Regions from separate parts of the Mus musculus genome. Here region 2 is linked to region 1. The links are chromatin contacts, found by Hi-C or POLR2A ChIA-PET in ENCODE. All regions are on one chromosome and are shown on one strand. The core of a region is the stretch at or near the end of the contact, and the rest is flanking DNA. Distances in the headings are between cores, read along the strand shown.

The links. Hi-C counts contacts between places; a loop is a spot of excess contacts on that map. ChIA-PET counts read pairs that join two places held with the same protein, here RNA polymerase II (POLR2A).
Region 2: a loop to region 1 is called in a map of heart, with 1.8 times the contacts of the local background. The contact joins two enhancer-like sites. A Hi-C loop is called at or near these places in 2 of 37 maps with a recorded cell type or tissue (both heart). POLR2A ChIA-PET finds 5 or more read pairs at or near these places in 2 of 5 experiments (Patski and embryonic stem cell).

Annotation. Positions count from the first base shown.
Region 1 is chr7:67,458,011-67,461,709 of GRCm38, forward strand. No RefSeq gene overlaps it. Among named protein-coding and RNA genes, the nearest start is that of Gm33926, 19 kb to the left of the region's middle. Within about 2 kb of position 1,966, at least 1 of the 3 ENCODE cell types and tissues checked has a DNase peak (open chromatin) inside an H3K27ac peak, as active enhancers do; it is heart, where a contact is called at or near this core.
Region 2 is chr7:67,497,980-67,501,678 of GRCm38, forward strand. No RefSeq gene overlaps it. Among named protein-coding and RNA genes, the nearest start is that of Gm34079, 21 kb to the right of the region's middle. Within about 2 kb of position 1,637, at least 1 of the 3 ENCODE cell types and tissues checked has a DNase peak (open chromatin) inside an H3K27ac peak, as active enhancers do; it is heart, where a contact is called at or near this core.

The sequences.
Region 1 (3,699 bases), core at 716-3,215:
TCAGACTCTCAGACTTACAGCTTCTATTTCCATACTTGCTTAGGTCAGCATCTTAGTTCCCTGTCTGTCCACAGACATCTGCATTTATGAAACAGCCAGACTATCTAGTCACAGAGAATGTTTACAACACTCTGAAGGCAACACCTTCCAAACTGGTGTGCCCATGAAGTGCTCAGAGACATCAAGGGGAAATACAGTAAGATGCATGCATAGCTTTGTGTGCTCAACCCCGATTCAGCTGGGCATGCTCCCCTGTCTAATTCATCCATTGCTGGTGAGATTCCATTTGGCAAACTAGTTCTATAGCTAAAAAGGGAAGAGAAAGCCTCTGGAAACCACAGTGATCACACCTGAGTTTCCTTCCATCTGTGAATTTCTGTGATAATGTTAATCAGAAAACTGTCCTGGCTATGATTTTGAGGTGGTCAGATTAGAGGCTATGAACTCAAGCGTAATGAGCCGTGACTGCTTTTGAAAACAAAGACTTTGCCATCAGATTATTTTAAGCTCCAAACTTCCTTAGTGCATTTAAAACAGAATTCGATTTACAATAAAGCTAATTAACAGAACACACAGGTCTTTAGACATACACGGGTTATGTGAAACCGAGAGCACTCATATTAAAATATTCTTAGCTTCTTTAGTTCTGTTTGGATGAGCCCTAGAGAGGACAACATGGATTTGAGAGGAAGAACGGGTCAGGAGATTGCAAAAAAGTGTTCTGAACTTTACAATAAAGGTTCTTGGCTAACGGGAGTGCCCAACCCCCCAAACATCTCCTCTTATCTCTTGTCTGCCTCTCTCTTCCTCTCTGCAGGCGCACCCCACTTCCAGGAGTGCTTGGTGATATCTTTGCTTTGATAATAAGTGCATATCAGAACAGTGTTCTGCCCATGGGGACCAATTTCCTTTTCCATCACCTGTGGCCTCTCAACATGAAATTATAGGTAGAAACAAGTAATTGTGGTTGGTGGCAGGTCCCAAGGCTCAGCTGCCACCAAGGGACCTGGCCTGTGCACCTCGCTTCTTTTTCCTTTCTCCCACCTCCATCCAGGATGGAGAACATGTGAGGCTTGATCTTCAAGAAAGTGGGTCTACCCAGTTAGAACACAGCTCCCTGGCTGACATCTTCAGGAAACTTCTGGGACTAGCCCAGTTACCGGGCATCTGTAGACCTTCCCCAAAGCAACATCTGGAGAAAGATGTTGCCAGCCCTGTATCCTAACTCTGGTCTATCAATGACCCCTGTGGGAATCTCCACACTGGAGGGAGGGGTTGGAGGCCAAAAAGCTTGTCTGCACATGCGCGCGCACACACACGCGCAAGCGAGAGAGAGAGAGAGAGAGAGAGAGAGAGAGAGAGAGAGAGAGAGAGAGAGAGATTACCACAGTGCCCATGGCTCTGGCTAGAGTTTAGAGTTACTGGTGACAGTGCCTAGTCGCCCAGTCAAACTCATGCCAATAACAAGTAGGAGGTCTAGGAGTTTGGGATGTAGGCAGTGAGAGAAACCTCCCAAGCATGGAAAGGACATGGTTATGACTGATCAGTTGAACGAGGAAAGGGTGGAGCCGATAAGGTTTTGGGAAGAGGGAGGTTTGGGGTGAAGTCTTGAGTGCGAGTGAGGGAGAGGTTGCTTGGCTTTATGAGCCCTGATCTCAGCATCAAGAATGCTGGCACCAGTTGACTTGCGCATTCTTCTCCAGCATCTTCACACCCCATAGAGGTGGCACCCATCTCATAAGTCGGATGGTCCCACAACCCCCAACGAGCTCTTCCCACCTTCTTTCTCCCTGTGGGATGCCTGTGGACCTTTGTCCCCCACCAGCTGGCCTCCTGGGCCGCTGAGTTCTCTTTGTAGTGGGGGGCCCCACCGATAAGAGCCCACTCACAGCTGCCCACCCACACCAGCCAAGTGTCATGGAAGGAATGTGGTGGCAGCTGGTCTCGGATCACAAGACAGAACCACCCAGGACACGTAGTCAGGTCAGGAAGCGCCTCCCGGAAAGGAGAAGCCTGAGCAGGCTGGAAGGGAGGCGGCTCTCGGAGGAAACCAGCACAGTGACTCAGCTGCACTTCTGTGGGATGCAGTGTGCACTGCCTGAGAAAACAAATTCCTCCAGCAGGTTTATCTCCCTGGGGAGGAGACGGAATCAGAAATGTGTGGTGGCAGCGAGGGAGGCCCTGGGCTCCTCCCAAGCCAAGAACCTAGTGCAGGGTTGTCTGGGTCAGCCAGGCTAAGTAGGATGGAGGATGAAGTCTGGTGGGTACCACCCATGTACCACAAGCCAGATCTAACCATCCCATCATTAGGGGCCACAAGGAAGAGACAGCTCCTTTGGAAAACACCAAGGGGCATTGCTGAACAGTTAAAGCAAACATAGGCATTGGGTTTTTGGAAGCACGCTATGAAAATCTCCATGGCGACCTGCTGGGCTTTAAGCAGGAAGCCTCTTAGGCTTGACAACAAGTGGGAGGAAGAGGGCATAGTTCAGGCTCATGGGATGGTGGCTCCTGATGGTGTGTAACTTGCCCAGCCATTCCCTAGGGCCCTGAACACCAGGTCCCAATTCCCCATCTATATAGCAGCAATTAGACTCAAAGAAAGAGGGTAGGTTCCCATGCATAGCTTGGGTGTGTGGAAGAACCTGCCCCGGGGAGCAGCATGTCACCACTTAGGTAAATAGGACCAGGTAGGACCTGTTCTGGAAAGCCTCCGTCACACCTTAACGATGGCTACTGGGATCTACGTGTGGCTTTTCCTCTGCCTCTTCTTCTACCTCATTGGCTTCACTCCTGAAGCACCAGTATTGCCTAGGAGCATCTTAGAAATGCAGATCTTAAAACAGAACCTAAGGAAAAGGGTCTGACTGGTTCACAGCCCTCCTGCAGGATGAGATGCCTGCTGGCTTGGAAAGCATGCAAGCAGGTGGCTGTTGGCCTCATCAGAATCACCTCCGGAACTTGAAAGTGTGCTGATGCCTAAATGTTCAAGGAGATAAACACTAAGCAATGAGGACACATTCCATGGTTCCCCATTAATGTGTGTAAGTTTTAGATTTATATGTATTAATTTAAAATTTTAAGTGCGGGAAACTGGGTCTAACCCTCGGTAATCTGGGGTTCGCTGGCGGGGTTCAGGCTGTGCATCAGGATTTTCAACTGTCTCAGGGTAGAGTAAAATTTCTGGAGGGCTTGTCTTACGGTTGGTTCCCAATTAGAACCTGAAGGTCACCTCATAATGGGACGGCTGCCCATGACACTCCACAGTCTGCCCTTTCCTTGGCTAGGAAGAGTTTCTTGGGCTTTGGTGTACAACAGAACCAAGCTGGCTGTTGGGGGATATGGTAGTCCACACAGATTCCTGGAGTCTTCTGCAGGTAACCAAGTCAGCCATGGGGTAGGACCAGGAAATGCTTCTGTGTGCACCTGATTCTAGTTTCATCTCTGCCATATCCCCTGGCAAGTAATGTCATGGGGGGTCAGCTTGCTCATCCAGGGAGAACAGGGCAGACATAACACATTTCCGGACTGTCTCCCCATTGGCCTACAGTTGCCTTGTGCAGAAGAAGGCTTAGTCAAGGGGGTTTGTGCTGTAGCTGAGAGATCAGGATGTGGGTGAATGTACCACCCAGCTCCTAGCAGCTGGGGACAAGGGATATATGTCAGAGCCTAACTGTAGGGCTCGACCAGATAAAGAGC
Region 2 (3,699 bases), core at 387-2,886, 40 kb after region 1:
CTAGAACTCACTATGTAGACCAGGCTGGCTCTGAACTCACAGAGATCTGCCTGCCTCTGCTTCCTGAGTGTTGGGATCAAAGGCCTGTGTCACCCCCCACCCCCTCTCCATCAGGTATTTTGTAACAATGATGTAAATATAACAACTCAGTACTCACTGACTTTACAGCCCATGGAGCTTGAAGCCATTTGCCTGACTCATATCTGAATAAAGTAGCCTTAAGTGAATGGAAGGCTCTGTCAGGGAGGTGGGGCTGGCACTCACTCCACCCACCCCTGATGGGCATGGTGACCTCACACAGCACCAGGATGCACACTGAGGCCTTCCCGCTTACAGCCCTGTATGGGACATATCAGTGACAAAGAAAGGCTTTCTAGAAGGTGAAATCTAAGCTGATCCACATTCTCAGTGGCTCTCTCCATGGTGACACTAGACTGCTTACACAAAGCAGCAGCAACCCTTGTATAGCTGGGGACAAGCTCTAGATCAGCAGGCTGGGCTCCTCTGCTCCCTGCACCATACTCTCCAGGGTACTGGACTGTCCAGTGTATGTACCAACTGTCACCCAAAGCTGGTCAGCAGCCCTAAGCCAGTATGCTGGTCCACTTCCAACTCGCAATTGAATAAATGGGGATTGGGGGAGTTGGCTGAGTGACTAAGAGGTTTTGCTAAGCAAGCATGAGTCCCTGAGTTCAAATCTCTGGCTCTCTTGTAAAAGGCTGAGTGAGGCTACACTCATGCCTGTAACCTCATCGCAGGGACAGAGATAGGCTTGCTGGTTGACAGCCTCTTTGTAGTTTCAGTGAGAGACTCTGTATTAAAGGAATAAAATGGTAATGACAGAGTGGGATGTCTGACATCCTCATCTGGCCTCCGCACATGAGCCTGACCCACAAGGATGCTTATGCTACACACACACACACACACACACACACACACACACACACAGAGACACCCCCCCCCCCCAAGTATTGAACAAATGGGCCTTGCTTCTTCTTTAAGTGACCTCATCACCAAAGCGATCGTGTTGTGGTTTGGAAACAGCAGCATTTCCTGGCCAGGCTCAGCCCAAAGTCAGCAAGTGCTGGTGGGCTCTGGACCAGTGGCAGCCCAGAGCTTGGAGAGCCAGGTGCAACCCTTACTCTGAGGGCTTTATCTCAGCAAGGCACATGAAATCATAGTGTGTAGGATATGACATGATATGTGTGTGTATATATGTATATATGTGTGTGTGTGTATGTATATATGTGTGTGTATATATATATATGTGTGTGTGTGTATGTGTGTATATATATATGTGTGTGTGTATGTATATATGTGTGTGTATATATATATGTGTGTGTGTGTGTGTGTATGTGTGTGTATATATACATGTATATGTATGTATATATGTGTGTATACATATATATGATATAATCATATACAATACTATATTTATAGCACACACACACACACACTGTTATAAAAATAGAGGCCTAAGCATAATCAATGAGCGAGGCCGAGTCTGACCAAGCACTGCAGCTGGCGGTGAGTACAGTCTTAACAACTCACACTTTTACCCTCTGCAAGTTCTTTGCAGGGCCGCTGAGGGCGGAGGCCTGTCTGCACAAGGAGATAGGGTACAATGTCTGACCTTGTTTGGGCTTAAAGGCCTCCAAGTAACTTGTCCCAGCACTTAGAGGTGCATCAAAGCCAAATGTCTCCAAAAACTGGGCCTTGAGCCACCAGGAGAGGAGAAGAGGCCATGGACTTGGCAGGAGCCATGTCATCTGAGTGGAGGTTGGAACCAGGCCCTGGGGAGTGAAATCGCTCTGAGGAGAGGACAAAGGCTTCCCTATAGCATCCTGCATCCCGACCTCACTCAGCTGTATAGCTATGAAGGCATACGCTGTGCTAAGCCCTGTAGAGTAAGGGATGGGCGGGGAGGAGAACTCGGGGCTGATGAATGGAGAGTTTGGGTATATTCTATTATCCCTATTCTGGGAGCACCTCCTTGTCCTCCACATTTAGAAGATGAGGACATGAGGTGTAAACAGACTGAGGGTCTCAGTGTAGACACACCTTTTCTAAATATAAACTTGCGACATCTCCAGACTAAGGGTGCATCTGGAGTCTGAGGAACATGAGGGTGGCAGTGTGTGGAATTGGAGAGTGGCACCTCCAGAGTTGGCCTCTCACGGCTCAAAAGATAGCTCAGCCTCCCTTCTGCATTGCCCACCATTCTCCAGTTTCAGAGGACGTCAGAGGAGCCCTTGAGAACTTGAGTTCAGGGCCAAAGGGAAGGCAGACCCAGGCAGTGTGGCACAGAGGCAAGTACCCGAGTCTCAGAGGAAGCAGAGCTTGCAGCAACTCAGAGCCTGCTAGCCTAACCCCAGGCTGTGCTGAAAGAAATCTCTCCTTTGATTACAAAGAGAAATGGGACCTTAACGTAGCTGTTACTTAATAACTTCGGGTTTCCAAGGTAGATAAAAATCTCCAGCATGTTTAGCCCTGGGGTGTAGACATCAAAGGACACTGGTGGAGCCCTTGGGTGGCCACCTGATCCTACCTCCTCCTCCGGAGTCATCTGTGGTCTGTGGCTAGAAGCACCCTGCTCTGGGCCTCCCCACATCTGTCCTTATGCCACCAGAGGTACAGCTGGGGTGGCCAAAGGCAGCGAGTCTGTGTGGGATGTGCTTCCACACGCACCTGCAGACTTGTTGGCCCTGCTGTTGAAAGATGCATGAACCGCTACCCCCATCCCCTGGCGAGCACACAGACAGTATGGCTGACAGGAACCAGAGGGCCAGCTCAAGTCTGTCTATGCTTCATTCACCCATGCCTGGTGCATCCAACCACGTTGGGCTGTCACTATCCCCACAGGGCTACCTGGAGGCACACACAGCTTCCTGAGAGCAGTGTGCATCCCTGAGCTGGTATGGGGCTACAGAAAGGGCATCGAGACGCTACCAAGAGCAGCTCCAAGTTCAGGTGTCTGCTTTGAGTCTGTGGAGAAGTGAGGCCTACTCTCTAGAGAAACTCCTCTTTGCCTCTTTCACATCCGACGAACTATGTCTGGTTTTCATCAGGAGGATCCTTTATTTCTAAGGCATTAAGAACATCTGGCATTAATAATCCCAGCACACTGAAACCACAGGGCAGCAGCAGCAGCAGCTGGGGAGTCCCAGAACCTGAGAAGGCCCCGTGGGGACACCTGGGAAGTTGACCACAGCTTCCAGAGGAAGGGCCCAAATTCCCTCCACAAACTTCTGGCCCATAGACAGCTGTGGCATGAAGGCAGCTTTTTAGAAAATGTGCAGCGATTTTAGGATCCGGGATTATTTTCATAAGTAAGAAGATACGGAAGCCACATCATTCCACATTCGCAAGAGTCGCTTCAAGCCAGGGATGCTACACTTCCTTATTTCCCAGGAATGAGCTTAGATGTCCTGAGCCCTATAAGCATATGGCCCTCAATTTCTTCAACCACAACCCACCTAAGGGTGCTTCGGGTGGGCATGGTGGTATTTGGTAGACAATGGAGATTAAGACTTCAGGAAAACCTTCTCCAGAAGGAGTCATGTCCACCCCCTTGCCCTGTGAGCCAGGGACATAGACTGTAAGAGTATACATGTTTAATGTCCTTGGTGGCCATGCGCTAAAGGCTTGGTCCCCAGAGTAGGGCTTTGGCGAGATAGTAGAACCTTTAAGAAGTAGGGC